2 separate regions of the Homo sapiens genome follow, and region 1 is linked to region 2. A link is a loop called in an ENCODE intact Hi-C map of the cell type or tissue named here. Cell type or tissue: Calu3. All regions are shown on one strand. Each heading gives the region's core, and the rest is flanking DNA. Links, peaks and the distances in the headings are about the cores only. Region 1 overlaps PDLIM5 (PDZ and LIM domain 5). Region 2 overlaps BMPR1B (bone morphogenetic protein receptor type 1B).

Region 1 (10,575 bases), core at 1,144-9,143, 470 kb after region 2:
TGACCCACTGGTTGTTTAAGGAATGTGTTTTTTAATTTCTACATATTTGTGAATTTCCCAAATTTTCTTCTGTTATTGATTTCTAATTTCATTCCATTCTGGTCAGAGAGCATACTTTGTATGATCTCAGTCCTTTTAAATTTATTGAAACTCGTTTTATGACTTAACATATGGTCTATCCCGGAGAATGTTCCACATACACTTCAGAAGAATATATATTCTGCTGGATTCTGCTGTTGCTGAGTGGAATGTTCTATAGATATCTGGTGAAGTATACTTGGTATTTAGTGTTGTTCAAGTTTTCTAGTTCTTTTTGCTATTCTGACCAGTAATCAATTATATCTATTAATTAATATGGAGTGTTGAAGTTTCCAACTATTATTATTGAATTGTATATATTACTCCCTTCCATTCTGACAGTTTTTATTTCACTTATTTTGATGCTGTTAGGTAAATATGTGTTTATAACTCACATTTTCTTAATGGATTGAGCTTTTTATCATTATAAAATGTACTACTCTGTCTCTAGTAATTTTTTTTGTCTTAACATCGATTTTATCTGATATTAGTACAGTCATTCTCACTCTCTTTTGGTTACTATTTGCATAATATATTTTTTTCTATACTTTTACTTGTAACATATTTGTATCTTTTATTTTAAACTGTGTCTCTTGTAGACAACTTATAGTTAGATCATAATTTTATCTACCCTTCCACTCTCTCTTTTAGCTGGAGTGTGTGATATATTTATGTTTAATGTAACCTACTGATAAAGTAGGATTTATTAGTGGCATTTTGCTATCTATTTTCTCTATGTTGTATGCCTTTTTTGTTCCCTTTCCTACATAAAAAAGTGAAAGAGGAATCAAAGTCATCAGCTAATAGTGAGGATGGGAAAGGAGATTTTAGAAGTTTGAGGAGAAAGAAGATGTGAAATGGGTTTTTTGGGGAAAGTGGGAAAGTAAACATATTAGAGAAACAGCAGTCTTTCATTACTATTAAGAATATACCCAGGGAAAAGAAGGAACATACCTGAGATTAGTAGTGATGAATTTAAAAGGAGACTGGTTAGTGTGATTGTGGGATTCCTTCCAGTCACACCCATCATTCGGGTGTGAGCACGGGGTAGACTAGAAATATATACCATGGTGCCAGTATGGTAACTTGCATAGAAGTTTTCAATGGACATTTGTTGTACAAAATATTCATTTGATTATGAATAGACTTCTGAACCTTACTGCTTTCCATTCTTTTCAAATAAAATAAATTGGTTTGTTAAAGTTGGATAATCCTTACCTCTCCTTTTTGCACTGATGTAATCCTAGATGCATCTCTGTTCGACTTACCATATTAATTTGGTTGTTGATTTGCTTGTCTGTATTTTTTATTAGACTATAAACTGAATTAGTTTGCCAGGACTGCCTTAGCAAAGTACCACAGACTGGGTGGCTTCAACAACAAGAATTTATTTTCTCACAGTTCTGGAAGCTAAAGTTCAAGACCAAGATGTCAAGAGGGCTTCTCCCCTTAGTGTATAGATGGCCATCTTCTCCATGTGTCTTCACATGGTCTTCCCTCAATATGTGTCAGTGTCTCAATTTCCTCTTATAATGACACCAGTTAAATTTAATTAAGGCCCACCCTACTGACCTCATTTTACCTCTTTAAAGACCAAATGCCCTCTTCAAATATAGTCCCATTCTGAGGTACTGGAATTTGGGATTTCAGCAAATGAATTTTGGGAAGACACAATTCGGTTCACAACAGTAACCTTCTTAAGAAAAAAGAGCATGTCTTTGATTTCTGTGCCAGTGATATCTAAGGACAGCGGCACACAAAATACTCAACGAATGTTGCTTATACTCCTGCATTAGATGAGAAACTAGAAAAGTGAGCCCCAAGTAATCTACATGAGTTTAAGAATACATATATGCTGTACAAAATAATTTTAGAGGGGAGATGAGAATATTTAACTGTTCAACTTGTTTATTATCTATTATCTTCTTTCTCATTCAAACACTACGAATAAAAGTACACTGCCATAGTCTTCAGTTATGGCAGGTTTACTGAGGGTGTTTTTCTGATGTAATACAGTAATAGATATCATTGTGTGTATATTCATTCATCACAAACACACAAACTCTTGTGCAATAAATTAGAAAGACTGAAGTCGGAGAGAGAAGAAAATAAACATCACATCCAATCTATTATCTGGACATTATAACTCTTAATTTTGGGGTATAGTTCTCTTTTGGTCTTTTTTCTAAAGCACACTGGCTATATGTATTGCTTACTATTATATTCCTAAAAACAGTGGGATAAAACAGTGCCTGGTTCATTATAGGACCCTCAATAAATATTTAATGAATGAATGAATGTATTTCAGAATCAAGCAGATGGGTTCCAGCCCTGGCTCTACTATTTAACCACCTTTGTGACTTTGGGCAAATTAATCTAAGCCTCTGTATTTCCATCTGTAAAACAGGCATAAGAATATATCTACTAACAGGAAAAGAAGTCAGTGTATGGAAAAGATACTTGCACATGCATGTTTATAGCAGCACAATTCACAACTGCAAAAATATGGAACTAGCCCAAATGCCCATCAATCAATGGATAAAGAAACTGTGGTATATATACACAATGGAATACTACTCAGCCATAGAAAGAATAAATTAATGGCATTCACAGCAACCTGGATGGAACTAGAAACTACTATTCTAAGTGAAGTAACTCAGGAATGGAAAACCAAACATCGTATGTTCTCACTCATAAGTAGGAGCTAAGCTATGAGGATGCAAAGGCATAAAAATGACACAATGGACTTTCAGGACTCAAGGGGAAAGGATGGGAAGTGGGTGAGGGATAAAAGACTACAAATTAGGTTCAGAGTATACTGCTCTGGTGATGGGTGCACCAAAATCTCACAAATCAACTCTAAAGAACTTACTCATGTAAGCAAATACTACCTGTTCCCCAAAAACCTATGGAAATAAAAAATTAAAAAAAAAAGAATAATATCAATCCTCTGGAGTTATTTTGGGAATCCAGTAGAATAATACTAATAAAGTTCTTGGCATGGGCTGGGTGTGGTGGCTTACGCCTGTTAATCCCAGCATTTTGGGAGGCCGAGGCAGGTGGATCATGAGGTCAGGAGATCAAGACCATCCTGGTTAACATGGTGAAATCCCATCTGTACTAAAAATACAAAAAATTAGCTGGGCGTGGTGGCAGGTGCCTGTAGTCCTGGCTACTTGGGAGGCTGAGGCAGGAGAATTGCTTGAACCTGGGAGGTGGAGGTTGCAGTGAGCCGAGGTTGCAGTGAGCCGAGATCGCACCACTGCACTCCAGCCTGGGCAACAGAGGGAGATTCCATCTCAAAAAAAAAAAAAAGTTCTTGGCATGATACCAATCAAGTTCAATATATAGTAGCTATTTTTATTGTTATCAGGCTTAAATATATATCTTGGTGTATAGTTTCTTTACATAAAATTGGAATCATACTTTTGAGTTCCTTATTTCATTTTTGCCATATTCATATGATACTATAAACATTTTCCTATGTAGTGGTAGTTAAAAGCATGAATAAAAATTAAAGTTAGACAAATCTGGACTCAAATTCAGGTTCCATTATCTACTACATATGCAACTTCAAACAAATACGTAACTTCTCTATGCCTCAATTTTCTCAACCTTGAAGTGGAATAATCATAGCAACTGTCTCACAGGGTTGTTATGAAAATTCAGGCAAAATTCTTGGTGCAATATTTGGAATATGCTAAAAACACATTTAACTTTAACTATTATCTGAAAATTACATTATATAGATGCTGCACATTTATGTTCTTTCTAATCTTTCACAACAGTAAATAGTGAAATCTTGGTCTCTGTCTTGTTTATGAGTCTTGGTCAATGTCTTTAGTTGTTTCCTTAAATACAAGGGCTAATAATACATTTCCAGGAGGCCTTTTATTTTCAAGTAAAATCTTAATTAGTGGGGATGATAAATAAAACCTATAAATAAAGGGGTGCTCAGAGACTGAAATAAATGGTAAAACAGGCAACAAATTATGCATGTTTTTCCTTGGTAAACTGAGATGGTGCTCCTTATGAGAGAGGTTTGAAAATCACTGAGCAAAAAACAAATCAATAATGTTAAAATTTTTTCTCTCACTGGAACAAACAATGGATTGGCTGTATATAGTTTTTCTGGTGCTGTACTGTAGGCAAAGGCAAAACAATAGTAATGTGGCTATTTAAGCATTCCATATTTAAGAAGAAATTCAAGCACTATAAGCCCCTTATTTCTTTCACAGAGAGGTCAAGCTAAACATAAATAGTTCCGTTAACTCCATGTAATACAAATGGTCAATAGATTTTAATGCCACTAGATGTAACACTTAAGAAATAAACTAGAATGTTCAAAACCCCATTCTACCACGGAAACTGAAATATGATTTTGGCTACAACTGCCTGATTTTCTATGATTCTCTATTATCCTAGCACTCCAACAGTTAATCTATTCATAAGTATGAGTCAAATAAATGGTGCTTCTAACATAATTTGACTGAAAATGTCCCATAGCAAACTTAATCAAAGCTTCAACAGAAGTTCCTAAAATGTAACTTCCTATTCATTCGTAGCTAGTCAAAGTAATGTCTCCATAATACAATTTAGGCAAAACATCCATAAACTTTTCACAATTCAAATAAACCAAAAAATTTTTAAACTTTAGATCCAAATAAGATTACGGAATTTTAAACTGAATGTGCTCTATAAAGAGATAACCAGTTCAGTTCTAACATTCAGATTCCTGAGGTTTTCTAAAACAATCAACTCTGCTGAAAAAAAAAAAATAAATAAAATAAAATAAAACATAAAATGTGCTTTAGTTTGCCTTTACATAAAAAATGGTTTTTGGCAAATTCGAAATATTGAAAAGTAAATATAAAACAAAACAATATAAATTGGTACAAACAATATAAATTATATGACAGAAAACTCACAATATAAATTATAAATTTAAACTTCTCCAAGCTTGCTAGGGTATAATAGTCTGCATTGAAGGTATCAAGCCTGAAACTACAGCTCGTTTTTAAAACAGGTGTCCAAGAGAATGTCACTTGATCTAAAGTCTTCTTGCTTTGGTTAAGTAATAGTGACACTGAGGCCAAGAACTAGAATTATGCTTTGACTAGGCCTCTGAACTGACCACAATCGATTCAAGCTGCTTAAGCATTTGAGCACCAGGCAAATGTGCTATGTTAATTACTGTTACATGATCTTGACATGAACTAATCCCCATTCCTATTAACTTCCTTAGTAAATGAAGCTTTAATGCTTAACTGATAACAAGTACTGGATAATCCAGAACAATATAAAATTTAACAGATGAGGGAGCAATAAGTGATGGCTACTCATGTTAGCATAATACATATTTATTTTACACGGCAGGATGACTGTGCATTAAAATTGCATACTGGCCTGGCATTAAATTTAAAACCAAGGCAGGTAGGGGTGGTGAAATGTAATTTCTACTTTGATCTTCACATTTTCTCCATATTAAGTAAGTTTTTTAGAAGTGCCGGAAGTGGTGATTACAGGATATCATGGAATTTGATAACTACACAACATGAATCAGCAACTGATGTGGTATGACATTTTGTTAACTCACCCAGTAATTACTTGCTTACAATAGCATACAAATAACAGCAGTGACTCCTGTCTCCACAAAGGTGTTTTTATCCAGAATATAGTATCCCTAAGCATCAGTCTAGGCAACCAAAGTACTGTAACTTACAGAAGCAATGTTACAAGTCAGAGTTTGTTTCTATTTTATCGATATTAAACCAAAAATATAACAGCTAAATGCAGGTAGTACTAAAACATTGTTTTCTTTATTAGGATAAAGCAGCAACATACCAGATCTTACATTAGTTTAAATATTTCTATAAGACAGAGACCCCATACTAGCACTTTCAGGAAAATGACTAACCAAATTGACATTATGGCCTAAATGATGAATGGGTCTAGAGTCATGCATGATCTATGCAGTTAAACATTTACTGAATGCCTTCTGTGTGTTGAATACTGCTCTAGACTTTGGAAACCTTTACTGATTTTCCCTTTCTCCCCATAACCACTATTACTACTACCACTGCTGCTGGCTAATTCTTACTAAGCAGGTGCTCACTCTGAAAAATACAATTTAAAGGAAAAATAGCAGCTTACAAAATACTGTATTAGGATTCCATTTTTGTAAAATAATATCTGTCCTTATGTGTGAATGTTTTAAAAGTCTGAAAGAAAACAGATAATAGAGGTTACCTTGGGAGGTGGGATTATGTGTGAACTTTGTTTTTTGTTTTCTGTGTTTCTATGTTTTTTAAACGTCACAATGAACATTGACTACCTTTAAAACAAACAAACAAAAAAACTATTCAGTTTTGAATGGCATACTGTGTGCTATGTTCTTGACACATATATTATTCAATTAATAGTAGGCTAAAGAGAGGGGTGTTTATATTTGACTCTAAATGAAGTATTGAGGTTTCCTGACTCCATTTTAAATATTACCTAGAAACATTATGCTATAATTATGTAATAGAAGAGATGAAAATGCAATTAAGTTTTAACCTTATTCAACTTTAGAGAAGCCACTGTTTCAATTATTTCAAAGTAGGATAAATTTAAAAAGAAGAGAGCTTGAGAAGTCACTTCAAAGGACCATTTGTTATTGCCAACAAGGCAACTCACGAAGTGCAACAAGGTCCTTTGGGTGGGATGCCTGCAATCAGCACTGGTGCCTACACCACCTAACATTCTAAAAGCCCCTTATTCAGAAATACTCAGAGATTCAATAAGCTGCAGTACAGTGCATTCTTAAGATCTGAGACTTTTTCTTCTTGTAATTTAAGAGACAATAAAATAGATTGGGATAAAACGTATTTTAAAGAAGCAGGTCATTACGTAATCTAACATTCAAAACATTTATGAATAGGTCTGAAGGTACCTTTCAGTGCTTGTGTACTCAAAAATCCAATCATCTTTTTCTCTAAGGCTCAAAGTTCTTTAATGTCACTAGTTATTTTTCATCTAAATGAATGTCCTCACTTCTATAATTTGTAGAATAATGAAATTAGGATAAATGACTTTCAGGGTCCCTTTGAGTCTTAAAATTTTATTATTCTCTGAAAGGCCACATTAATCACTTTTTCCTTAGTTCTAATAGGAATTGATAACTGATAACGAACGCAATTAGTACTTTTATTTTCACAGACCTCCGTATTACCTTTCATTAAAATAGATTCTCATAGATAGATATTCGTATTTACTCAATAATTAGTACTCTATAGGATTATGGCAAGAATATTTTCACTAATTACATTACACATACTTCCAAATGCAAAAAAAAAAAAAAAACCCAACATTGATATTAAGTACTTTCAAGAAAATTTCAAAAAACAACCAACCTGATGACCTGGTTACAATGGGCGCACATCGGAGTTCGTTTCCCTGCTGGAATGTGCTCAGCTCTTTGCACTAAAGTGTCCTGGTCACTTGGCTGGGTTTGTCCCAAAGCTGAGTTGGCTGGTGCCACTGATCCTGAGTAAGTAGCGCTGTTTGAGATTCTTCCAGTGGAAGGTACTAGGAGTTAAAACAGAAGAATCAGAATGAGAATAAGCCACATATAAACCTTTCCTAACAATCAAATAATAAAAATTATTATTTTAACAGTAATCTATTCACTTGTTATTCACTCACTCACATTTACAGTGAGGTTATGAATCAAACACTAGGCTGTGACTATGTAGGTAAATGGGAAAGAAAACCAAAGATTCCAACAAAGTAAAAGAATTATGACAGACGTATGCATAGAATTTTTTTTTTTTTTTAAGACAGAGTTTCGCTCTTGTTGCCCAGGCTGGAGTGCAATGGCATGATCTCGGCTCACTGCATCCTCCGCCTCCTGGGTTTAAGCGATTCTCGTGCCTCGACCTCCCAAGTAGCTGGGATTACAGGCATGCACCACCATGCCTGGCTAATTTTGTATTTTTAGTAGAGACGGGGTTTCTCCATGTTGGTCCGCTGGTCTTGAACTCCTGACCTCAGGTGATACATACCTCTGCTTCTACGAGAAGACATGGTTAAGGTAAATATTGAAGGTGAGTTATTTCTAATTCTCTAGACATCTCTGCTAACCATTAATTAGATTTAATTCCAAATATAGTCATAGATGTATTAAAAATCCCAATGTATTGAAGATAACAAAACCAAAAATTAACTCACTATATTCTCTCTGTTCCTGGATTCTCTAAGGAGACTGTGCAACCAGTCACCCAGGAATAGAAGGCAGCTACATAAGAAGCATCCTTGGTCCTTCCTCCCTCTCATTTATAGTAATAGGTCCTGCTGGTTTGATAGTTCACATTGTTCTTGACTTTGCCTCCTCTTCCCCATTCCTATAATACTGTCTTAATTTAGATCCTCAACGTCACCAACCTCGACCAGCTACCAGAAATGTCCTTCTTACATTCATCCTCTCAACAGCCACCTAAGACTGAAATCTGACCCAACAGCATTTAAGGATCTCCCTATTTGACCCCTGAATGTAGTCCCTGCTTCCACGTGCTGCATACAAATCCCCCCAGTGGTCTCTGCTTGCCCCACAACCTCATCTTACACTGCTCTTTGCCTTTCACTTTATGCTCCAAGAACACTAAACTGCCTCACTTTTTCTTGTGAATGGGTCTATGTATGCTCAGGCTGTTTTCACCATCGGTAATGCCATTTTCTACCCTTCTTCCTATTTACCTAGTAACCACTACTTTATTGTTTAAGTCTCAGCCCAGAAGTCGACTACTCCAAAAACTCTCCCTGAATTACATTTCTCCCCAACGCTCTCCATATAATCTGGATTAAATGTTTCTCTTCTGTGTTCTCATAATTTTCTGTTAATGTGTTACTGTTTCTGCTATATATTTCTGTGCCTTTCCTTCCCTTAACTAGATAGTATACTCCCTGAGGGCAGAAATTATGTCTTATTCAGCACCCTAGCAACTTAACAGTGTCTGGAGAGAATAAATGAATGAATAAATAAACTGGAATCAATACAAAAGTGAATGAATGAGAAAACAGTGAGGATTGAAACCAACAGATGGTCTGCTCCTTAGCCACAGGCAATTAAAATCTAATGGAAGAGAAAAGGTGCATGTGAAAATAGTCCAAAAGGAACAACTTTTAAGAAAAGCATACAAATAATACAAATTAACAGAGTGTATACAGATAAATGTATTTACATAAATATACATATATATGTAAAAACACATTGACAGTATATTAAAGTGTAGTTGGAATTGGGAAAGATTAATTAGGATAATTGATATGATAATTCTCCCTCACTAGAATAAAGCCTGTTTGCAATAATGTGCAATTACAGATCCAGAAACCCAGCATTTATAGACACTTCACACATCTTCTACAGTGCACTGCCTGGCACTCGATCTGTGAAACGCCACTTTCAGGCCAGGGAGCTCTATTATTGCCCATGTTTCAAGTGAGTCAACTGGACTAGGAACATGTTTCCATTCTCTTAGACCCACACTTTTCTCTTACAGAAATGGGAAAGAAAAGTGCTGTAATATTCACTTGGTACACTACTTTCTTGTTACCTAATTTGCTCACACAGCCCAACTCTTACCTCTGTGCATCTTTAATTTCTTTATCCAGGCCTGATTTCTTCTGGAGCACCAAATATGTTTTCTCCAGGACGTTTTCAACTCTAACACCTGTTATTATCTTTAAATTCAAGAAATGTAAAATGTATTTCTTCTTCTTGCACATATTACCAGCTCTTGCCAAGAACGCCTAGATGCTAGAATTCTCCCACTCACGCAGGCACAGAACTCGGCCTCCTGTGTCCCCAAGGGTTAGTCCCCAGACCCTAACAACTGTTTCATAGAAAATGTTTCTTTCTCAGGTCTGTCCTTCCGTTCTAATCCAAACCCACCCTCTATCTTTTGAATTCTGGTCTTGAATTCCTCAAATCTGGACTATTGCAAGTCTCCTAACCACTCTCTGCTGCCAGTCTCCCTTTCTACCTATTCTGCTAGATTATTTTTCCAAAAACACTACTCTGATCATATGTTCCTGCTTCTAAAATAAAGCCTCTGTAACTCATTACAAACTATATGTAGTCCTGAAAGTCAAGTCCCTCAATAAGCCCACTCCAATCTTCTGTAAAACCTTATCCTTTCTGTTTCCCCACATATCACTGCCATCATCTTCAGACTAAATTAGAGTTACTTAATACTCAACTTGTGCAATTATTTAATACTATTTGAAAGCACCATTCCTTTTTTTTTGAGACGGAGTCTCGCCCTGTCGCCCAGGCTGGAGTGCAACGGCACGATCTCTGCTCACTGCAACCTCCACCTCCAGGGTTCAAATGATTCTCCTGCCTCAGCCTCCCAAGTAGTTGGGATTACAGGTGGCTGCCACCACGCTGGGCTAATTTTTGTATTTTTAGTAGAGATGAGGTTTCACCATGTTGGCCAGGCTGGTCTCGAACTCCTG
Region 2 (10,575 bases), core at 818-8,817:
TTTTCTCATATATATGCATGCTCAGCGTCCAAGACAGATATGGCAATGTAATCTTGAAAGGTCATGGGAATAAAGCTCTGAGAACGATACTAGCCATGATTTGTGGGTTTGTCTATTCTGTCTTAGTGGTAGCAGCATGCTGCTATATGTTAGCCCTTCAGTTATTATCAACACCCTCAGAATTGTTTACTTGGTTTATAAGCCTCAAGTGGTCCAAAATACTTCACTTTATAAGAGCCAGCACAACAAAATTCAAACATACTAATGAATGGCTAAAAAGGGCCAATGATAAATCCCTCTCTTACACCAAGGTCAAAAAGCATGAATATTGTTGTGGAAGAAAGACTGTCTCTGAACAGCCCATGCCTTGAACTCTTCAGGCCTTTTTAACCAATTTACTGAAATTGCTATAAAAATGTAAAACATGTAAACACCGAAGGGAATAATTAAAATATCTGTTCCTTAGAAATTTACTTTAAACAATATGAACAAGTAACACCTGTGACTTTTTTATTCTTTTCCTTCATATTTAGACTACATGTATAACTTACATTTCTCATCTAAATCAAAATTCAAAAATTACCGGAAAATATGGTCATCCTAATTTTATGATATCAGGAAGGTATAGGGGCTAGAGAAGTACCCTAAATTAAATCTAAAGACTAATTTCTCCTTATCATGGGTTCTTCTTACTCAAAATAGGAGTAAATAGAAATGCACTTCTAGGCAACTGTTAAGAATAAAAAAGAAATGGAACAGAAAAAGCTGGTAAAGCTATTGTCAAGTTACTGCTATGATGTCCTAGGAAATTTAAAGAAACATCAGAGACAGTAAATTCAAGCTTTAAAAATACACACCCCTTGTCTGCAAAGAGAGAGGAGCTAAAAATATAAAGAGGGGAGACCCTGAGAAAATAGTCCCTTCCCCTATAAGCCATAAATTCATAAAGGAATCAAATATTTAGTTGGAAGACAAGAAAGGAGGCGAGACAGCCATTTCAATGGAATATTAGCTGCCACAAAGCAAATTAATTTATATGCTCCTCACTGACATTGCTCTCCAGCAAGGAACATCAACTGGAAACTAGCACTACAATTACAGAAGTTCAAGAATTACTTGAAAACTTGCAACCCTAAAGCAAGTACAAATGGAAACAAAGCTATGTTCCGCAGTCAAAGCTAATCAATTTTGCCCACCTCTAAGAGACGGCTACAGGCTGTCACAATTAACTCTTACCATTGGCCTATGTGAACATTCTGCTGCCTGGTTGCCATGTTTAAGCTTAGTTTTGTATAGAGATTGTTACCCTCGTTCCCAGAGTGTTGGAAGTGATAAAAAGATGAGATGAAGAATCATGAAGGAAATAAAAGTGGAAATAATTTTAAACAAAATTGAAAATAAGTGAGATATATACATGAACATAGGATGAATCAGGGAACTGTAGTAATGATTATGAATGAAATAAAAAGACAATTGATGTAACATTTCAAAAATGCTGTCCCTGTGTTATAGACGAAGAAAAGTGATAGCAAAATGAAACAGTAGTTGAGTGCACAAGATATTCAGTCACCAGTGCTAACTGCCTTCTGACATAATGTTAACTCATGAAAAAGCAAAGCACTTGAGAATTTAAAGACTGCATGAAGTCAAAGCAGTGATAATGCAAGTCTTGTTTTTCTTGAAGAGGATTCAGGGAGAGAAGAAAAAGAATATGAAAAAGAAAGAAAAGCAAAACAGGAACAATTTTGTTACAATTCTTGGATGATTATACAGGTTCTAGGCTCCTTAAGTTCCCCAAATATTCCAAAAGCAAAGGACTGTCTAGAAGGAACATCTAGAAAAATCATCAGGCATTTAACCACCTCAAGAGATTTTCAGTGTGCCCAGGTGAACATACACTTGCAAAAAAGGTGTCTACCTGTTTTAAAACTTCAAGGGACCAAGCGATACTCTTTTTAGGTAGATACGCATTCAGAGAATAGATGCATTTATTATGGTCAAAAATTTATTTCATTTATTATGGTCAAAACAGATTTATAATATAGCCTTCTGGAACCCAACTCATTCATTAGTTGTTGTAGAATGGTTAGAAACCAATTTTAGAAGATGTCTAAAACTGCACTGATAGCATCTTTATTTCACATGAATATAGTGTTTACAAGGTTTACCCAAACTTTGGTCCCTTTAATTCTATTATTCCACTAAGATCTTATGTTTCTTTATTGTAAACCCCAGGGTTGTTCATATAGCCACCACAGTTGAGAAGAGACTATTGTAGAACTTTTCCTCTAACAGTTTAGATCTTCATAAAGATTCATTTAACTGTAAAACAATTATTTAAAGTATTAGTTAAAAAGAGTTTATCTGCTCTGTTCAATCAAGTGATAGGAAATTTGAAAGCATTATATTTATATGATGGGTATCTATCTGCTCAGTTGCACCTGGCTGGAAAGATTAACAGTTTTCCTACAACAACTCTTAAATTTCTTTTGAATTTCTTTTACATTTTAGTCAGAATTGATTTTTAAAGGTTAACTGATTTTAGGTCATCTGTAAACAAGTTCTTAAGAACATCTTTTCTTCTAAAATATCTATTTCTCACTCAAGGGAGTAAAGTCAGTTTTCAGTTTTTGTCACAGGTAAACGCAAAGATACACATAACTTTTAGAATTACCATTTAAAGGGTGCAGCTTTTTAGTCCATTAACTAAAATAGCTGAAAGCTGCTCATAGCTTTGTTAACAGTGGTATGTTTTACACTTATCAAGCATACTATGACTCCAGCAGAGCTGGGTGCTGAGTATGCAAGGGTGCATTTTGAGGAACTCATAGTCTACGAAGGCCACCAATCCTGGAAAAGAGAAAAGTCATTTAACTTCCAGGAATAGGGACAGACATCATAAGCTGCCTAAGTGTTTTCTACTGATTGTGAAGTAACCAAAGAAGAATGCTGAGTGTGGTAATTATTAAAGTAATAGAATCCTACTTCTTTTCCCCTATCATCTTAGATGATGGATTCCCATAGCAGTGGACGGAATATAGCGTGAAATACATATGAGTCTACTTTCCCCTTCCCTGGCTTTCCTTCTGAGGGGTCACAGTATTGGGAGAAGGTGAAGTTACAACATTAACGACGAAGTACCAATGTGAGAGATGCCCCTTTTATTTATCCTCAAGATCATGTAACTATCAGACATCCTTCCCTGGTACCCTTGCCAAATGATTTAGCATTTTGTTTATTTTTTCTATGAGGTACAAGATTTTTTGAAATTGTCTCAGTTTTTACATTCAACCAGCATTAGTATAATTTCACCCAATGCGGACCCTCACCACATCTCACCTTGACAGCTCTGAGAGCCTTCCTGCAGGACTTCCTCTCTCCTCTCCTAACTCTAATCCATTCCATATAGCAAGCCTGATAAATCCTACATTGTCTCTGCTCAAAAATCTTCAAGAGTTCTCTCTGTATAATTTTAAAGCGCCCTGCACTATCACTTTCTATTAACTCCAGCAACAAACTGGGACCGTCTAAAATTCTCATTGATGACTAATGAGAGGTACAAGAGGAGAGTTATTCCTTATAAAAGCCTCCATATGTGAATTTAAAATCACAGCCTCTTATAACTGAATGTTCTCACTCATAGGTGGGAATTGAACAATGAGAACACATGGACACAGGAAGGGGAACATCACACACCGGGGACTGTTGTGGGGTGGGGGGAGGGGGGAGGGATAGCATTAGGAGATACACCTAATGCTAAATGACGAGTTAATGGGTGCAGCACACCAACATGGCACATGTTGTATACATATGTAACAAAGCTGCACATTGTGCACACGTCCCCTAAAACTTAAAGTATAATAATAATAATAATAATAATAAAAAGAAGTTCTAATGAAGAACCCACCATTCTCTTAGGTGCAATGGTTTGAAATCAACATCTTCTACTGGAAAAAAATAATTAAATAGATCAATATTTAAATGGCCTGGGCAACCGTGGAAAAAATAAAACCCTGGATGGTTTATAATGACATTCAGTATGCAAGGTAAAACGTGCAAACAAGCTGGAACAATGCACGCTTAAATCCTCTGAGACCTACGGTCAGGAGCACCTGTTTGAAAACATACCACCACACTCAGTAAGAGGTTTAAAAAGCCTGAGTTAACACAAACTTTGTAAAAAGGCTCCAGCCCCTAAGCTTTTCCTTCTTCCACCTGTGACTCTTCAGGATACAGAGTTGGAGGCTTATCTAATTCCTCATTTAAGCAGCCTGGTGTCATTTGCACATCCTTTGTGCAAACATTCAATTTGATTTATTACATCTGTAAACCCTGAAAACTGCCCAGGCAGGAGAATTCTTGGTAAGAAACCAATAAGATAAGTAAAGAAGTATTAAAGATTGTCTTTGAAGAAAATAGTCAAAAATAATTTTTTAAATGCATAACATGCGTGAGGAAGTGGAGGGACTTGAGAAAGGTGGTAAGATAGAAACAAAAATGTGATTACAGACCACATCAAGTAAAACAAGGAATGATATGCAAAGCCAGATCTGATTATATAGAGAAAAAATATATAAACAAGGCTGAGATAACACTTGCTAGGACAGGAAACTGAAACAGAACACTGGCATGTTGAAAGCCACATAAGGAGAGTTACTCAAGGAAACTATAGCACTCAAGGTATGCAGTGATGGTCTGTCATCCTAGGAGTAGAATCTGGAAATGGAACTCGATGGATTACAACGCAAATTGACACATGGAAAGATATTTAGAAAACAGATGGTATCTCGAGGGAGAGAGGACAATGGCTTTACCCCTTACTTTGAAATATAAATATAAAAAAGGCTCTATTACTGTATTCAGTCACACTATGTTTGTACTACATCCTTTAATGTGAATATCATGAGCAGTGGAAATGGCATGGATTTTGGAAGCAGCCGTATCTGCACCTGACAGAGATCAAGCCAAGAATGACTCTGGCCTTGGCGAAGGCTGATAGAGTAATTAATGGTACTGAAAAGGAGTTTACAAGCCTCTAAAACCTTGCACATGTCCTCTAAATTAGCATGTGAGATTTCAGGTTCTCTTTTAAGTACTATTCACTCTTGCCTCCTTTTGGATTATTCTCTCCAGGGAGGTGGAAGTGATAATGAACATGAAACCTACCACAACACTCAGTTTGACTAAGATCTGGGTGGTACAAGGCCTCAAGCCAGACAATTTAGACCAGCCCTTTTCTAAGGTACACATTAGAAAATACAACCTTATCCTTTAAACTGTTTTACCTAGAAGGGTAATACTTAGTGTAGCATTACTCAAGGTGTGTTCCCCTGCAGGTCAGCAAACTGCTTGCTACTGATCTGGGAAGGGGTGAATTTAAAAATGAAAACTTGTATAGCAATCTAAAGGAACAAATTTATGTCTGTTGAAGGTAAATATTAGGCAATAAAAATGGAGCATGTATTTTGTAAGTATTTTAAAAATTAATTTTTCTAAGAATTTTTTTATTATAATTTAGCAAAGTATCAGTATACAATTTATTGTGGAGAGAAAATTATCTTTCACTAGAGATAGCCTGAGAAGTACCGATTTGGAGGGTAGAGAGTAGAGTGTGCTTACAGGAATGGAAGTAGAAAGTCCTGGATTTATATAGGTCTTAGGACAAAGAAACAAATGTGGCCCCTGTGAGTCACATATGACTGATCTCAGCTCACAGGAAGATTCAACTGGAATCAATACTTCATTAGGAAAATACATGTGCCTTTTACTCAAGAGTGAATGTTTGCTCCTTTCAGAACCAATGTCAGAACTGGCCGCTGGCCAAGAATTCAGGACTTTGGAGTCCCGGCCACAATTTTTCTATCATATCATCATAACTATGGAAAATTACTTAACTTTTTAGAGCCTCGGAATTCTCACCTAGCAAACATAGATAGTGCTACATTCTTTATAGGAATGTTATAATGAATAAAGAAAGGTAAAAGTAAACATGCTAATATTTATTAAAAATTCAATAAATATTAGTTTTCTGTTAACTTCTACAAGTTAATCCATTGATGTTGACGGCAATGGTATATCTATGTTCTTTTGAGGGATTCCATTTTTACTGTGGCTGTTTTTCTTTCTTCTGTATTTTTGTTTACTTTTTCTTTGCTGTCATAAATCAAAGTTTGACAACCATATAACACAACCCATTTTAATCTGACTTCCATCTCTACTACATTAAATATCTCTAAACTGCAGTTATCAGTGTCTATAAATCTGATTGCCATTTTTCAGTTCTTATTCTACTCTCTAATAGATCCAACATAGCTGACCTTACTACCTCTCTAAGTAAACCTGGCTTCAGTGACACCATACTCACTGCTTTATTGTGAATTCTTTAGTATCTTGCAGACATCCCCTTTACCCAAGCATTAAATGTCTCATGGCCAAGTCATACACTGGTAGATTGTTCTATTATTAATCCCAATTCTTCATACTTTACCAGGGACAATGCTTCCCCTTGACTGTGACCTTGATTTTGTCACTTGATTTGGAAAATTCAATGTCAGAGGACACAATATGAGCAGAAGCCTTAAAAGATTACTCCTTTACACTCCTGTGAGAAACAATATGCCTTGGGTAGCTGCTGATCCAAAATAAAAAAAAAAAATGAAGAAATGTGCAGCAGGCCTAAACTCAAACAGCAGCATGAAGTGAAGCCCACCTAATCCCAGCAGAGTGCAGCACGGATACAGCCTCCTTACAAACCCCTGAATGAAAAATAAGTGTTTTTAATTATAAGCCACTGTGGTTCTGAGGTTATCTGTTTCACCGCAAACAGTGACTAATGCTATGCACATTTTGACCTCTCTCCTCAACCTCTTCTCTGAGCCCCAGATCCATATCCAACTGCATACTGATACCTCTACTCAGATACATAAAAATCCTCAAATGTATCATGTCCAGATTGGAACTTGGTTCTTTTCATCTGTCCTCTTTCATTAAAAGTCTACCTTATGCATTTAAATCTACATCTGGAAACTTATAAAGCCTCTCTGGTTGTCCTCCTAGATGGTATCTAATCCATCATCATACAGCTCTATCTTCTAAATATTTCTCAAATAGATCTCACTCACTCCTACACCAGCACCACCCTAGCTCAAGATCATTTTCTTGCACATGAACTGATTTTACTGAATCCACTGTTCAATTTCCCTGACCTAACTGTTCTTGAATTCACTTCTGTCTCCTTCTAATACATCCAATATTCTGCAGCAAAGAAACAAATCAGATCATGTCAACCCTACCACCACTCCTGCTGCAAAACTCCCTTCACTTGCTTCCCAACACCCTTAGGAATAAGATCACGTTCTTAATATAGCCCACCAGGTCACAGTCACTATACCTCCTGTCTCAGCTCCTACCACTATGCTCTACTGTTCCTACTCCCTGATCCTACTCCCTGTACTCTAGAAAAAACAGTTTCTTTTGAACACGCCAAGCTTCTTCCCACAACAGAATTTCCACTGCAGATACCCTGACTGAACACTTTCTATCAAACCAACTTAGGACATCCAAATGGCTTATCAGGAAAACAGGACAAAATATTTGGAAAATCCTGATCACCAGGACAATAGCTCAAATGACACACACAGGCGTATTCTGAATACCACAGACTTAAGACACAATAGTAAAATACCCCACGCTACTTTGTTTGCTCCTGCTAATTTTGCTTTCTTTCAAACATTTTTAAACTCTCCTGATACTTTTTCTATTTACTATAAAGAGGCAGTGTTTCCCTGGAAAAAACTGAGCTTTGGAATCGTTTTACCTTGGCAAAAAAATTCAGTGGTCACAACTTTGTAGTACAAGAGTCAAGTTACTAGACCTCTCTGGATCCCAAATTTCATTTGTCTAAAGGTGAGAATAAGTTGTTTTGCTGATTAAATGAGATATATATTTATGAATACACCCAGGTTTCCCTCCCTGTGTTACTCAGTCATGTTTCTTGTGCTAAATATACAAGGTTCTTGGAATACCCTGGTAAGCTTATATTAGATTTTGCTTCATGGGAAACTTAAAAACCTTTTTTAAAAAGCTCTCAGAAAGGAAAAAAAAAAAGCATTCAACTCAGCTTTGCGTACCTTCTGGCTAATGAAGCCTCAAATGGTTGCTCAGATATTCTACCTGGGCTCTAAACCTAGCAGTCCACCTTTCTATTTAAGTCCACGCCCTCTCTTGAAGCTTAAGGCACACTCTGCTTCTCTGACATTTTAACTCGAGGGCTGTGCTCTTCTAGATAGCTGACCCACTTCTCTCTTGGCACACACTGGCCTCATTAGGCTATAGCTCTTTATCCACTGTTGACCTTACCGTAAGGAGTAAATGCAGCTATAGTGATCAGAGGAATGGATGGAGCTGCATAAAGGCATTTAAGGAAGAAAAAGGCAAAATAGTTCAGTTTCAAATGTTATAAAGTATCTATAAGAACATGATTACCTATTAAAGAGTATTTTCTAGTATTTGGACAATGTCTTTCTTAGCAACTTGGGGAATCGCATGAGCTCTACCACTGCACTGCTTCCCAGAGTCAGTTTATGAATATTCCCAGCAGCTTAGGTGTTCTTTCCAAAATACTAACATCAGCATGATGAATGCTTGAAACAAACAAACAAACAAACAAACAAAATCACACGCATTTGACAGCCTCTGATGTTTAACTAATTGTGGGGACCAGGTCTTTTGAAAGAAAATAATTGGCATTTGCACCTTTACCAGGAGCCTGGGATCTGAGGTCTGTGTTCATGTGTATGTGAGCTGTCTGGAGGGATCAAAAAGAAGCTTAGAACATTGTTTCAGGGTGAAACACAATTCAATATTTCTCTAATACAAGCACAGCTCTAAGAGTTTACGATAGTGTTAGGCATTGTTCTCTAAAATGTGTTCTTTGAAACACTAGCCTACAGTTGCATAGTTGAAAAAGTGTGACTTTTTGTTAAAGCTAGCTTTAAATCATTTATATCACCAACCTGCAAATATTGTTGACTGAGTCTTCTGGACAATGGTGGTGGCATTTACAACGCAAGACCTTTGGACGGGGGGTGGGGGCTGTACTCTCACCATCCTCTTTCTTGGTGCCCACATTTAATTTTCCTGCACTTCGCAAAAGCATGTTATCAAGGAAGTTTGCTGAAAGAAGAAATAGTGAGAGTTAGGCATCTGTGGGGTAGACTACCCCAGTCTTCTGTTCAAACGAAAACATGAGATTACATTTTAAAATGAAGTATTCAAGATACTTAAAGATTTAAACAGAAAAACAGACATTTTGGTATTTTGATTAAAATCATGTCTTTTACCTAGTATACACCTCATACAGAATAAAGAAAGACCCATAATCCTTTCAGGAGGATATTTTATGTATTAAATTGTAACAGCTATATTTAATACAGTGCAAGGAGCTCAATGAGACATTATATAGACAACCTCTACTATATCTGGTAATTCCATGGGTAAACACTATCATCCTCATTTCTCAGATGAGAAAATTAAGACTCAAAGTTTAAGAGATCTGCACACAGATAATGGATAGACTATAGACCCAGCATTTAAACTCAAATTGTTTCAGCTTTAAAACTGTCTATCTACCATATCACAGAGTCTCTCTACTTTAGGTACTATTATGTATATTATGTACTTCTTTTTAAAGAAATTATGAGAAATATTTAATCTGTAAAATTGGGTAAGAAGACAAAAACTTAGTTAATATCAAGACACATTTCAAAAGATACATCTTCCCCATCAGCATGGGGAAATGCAAAATGCCTACCTATTACTGTAGTGATATTTCTACCATCTTTGATAGAAGGCACCATGGTAGACATGATCTCTTAGAAAGAGATATTCTGGGTTCAACATTAGGCTTTACTATTTACCAAGTTAGTTGTCCTTAGATAACTTTATAAATAATCTTGTGACTCATGTTCTTATCCTTAAAATGGAGATAATTATAGACACCAAACCTCATGTCAAGAGCTTAGAATGTTTATGTTACACAGAAGAGGGCATGCATTAATTATTACCTATTTTGTTTCAGGCGTTGTGGTAAGAGCTCTTATACATGCCATGTAACTGCATAAATTGTCACCGTGAGCAGTTTTCAATTTAAAATCTCTCTCATAACACATTTAGCTTATCTATAGTGAAATCTAAGATCAACAAAAATATTAAAAAATTGCTGGGTTAAAAAATTGAAATTTTAGGTCAGAAGTATAAGATATGCCACATATTTGTTATATTTTTAAACCAAAAATGAAGGCCTGCAGGTAATGGTTCCATCAGAGAATTAGAAGTCTATTTTTTTTAATCTGTGATAATTTTTCCTGACCTTCTGCATGTATAACGAATTATTCAAATTCTTACAGAAAAAAATAGTTGAAAGAAAAAGCAATAAAATATGTTGTCAATATATCAGAATTTTCTCTCTATTAACTATAATATTTCATTAGATTATTCAAATTTATAAAAGATGTGCATCTAACTTTCTCAAACAGTTTCCTGTAAATTTTGTCCAGAAAAAAAAAATGTTGATTG

What was found. A loop is a pair of places that touch in the nucleus more often than their neighbours do. Peaks named below come from ENCODE experiments on the same cell type or tissue, not always from the same donor. Only the 100,000 strongest peaks of a DNase experiment are listed, where the experiment ranks them.
Region 1: a loop joins it to region 2, with 3 times the contacts of the local background. A loop is called at or near these places in 3 of 110 quality-filtered maps.

What each region holds. Positions count from the first base shown.
Region 1 is chr4:94,637,348-94,647,922 of GRCh38, reverse strand. It overlaps PDLIM5 (PDZ and LIM domain 5), which reads right to left. Exons shown (of 13, transcript NM_006457.5): 9 at 7,473-7,647. Among named protein-coding and RNA genes, the nearest start is that of BMPR1B-DT, 110 kb to the left of the region's middle. In Calu3, for the core only: no CTCF peak of the experiment used is centred there; a DNase peak (open chromatin) is centred at 5,222.
Region 2 is chr4:95,103,007-95,113,581 of GRCh38, reverse strand. BMPR1B (bone morphogenetic protein receptor type 1B) reads right to left here. Exons shown (of 13, transcript NM_001203.3): 4 at 9,015-9,174. The coding sequence starts at 9,157. Among named protein-coding and RNA genes, the nearest start is that of BMPR1B, 350 kb to the right of the region's middle. In Calu3, for the core only: no CTCF peak of the experiment used is centred there; a DNase peak (open chromatin) is centred at 5,801.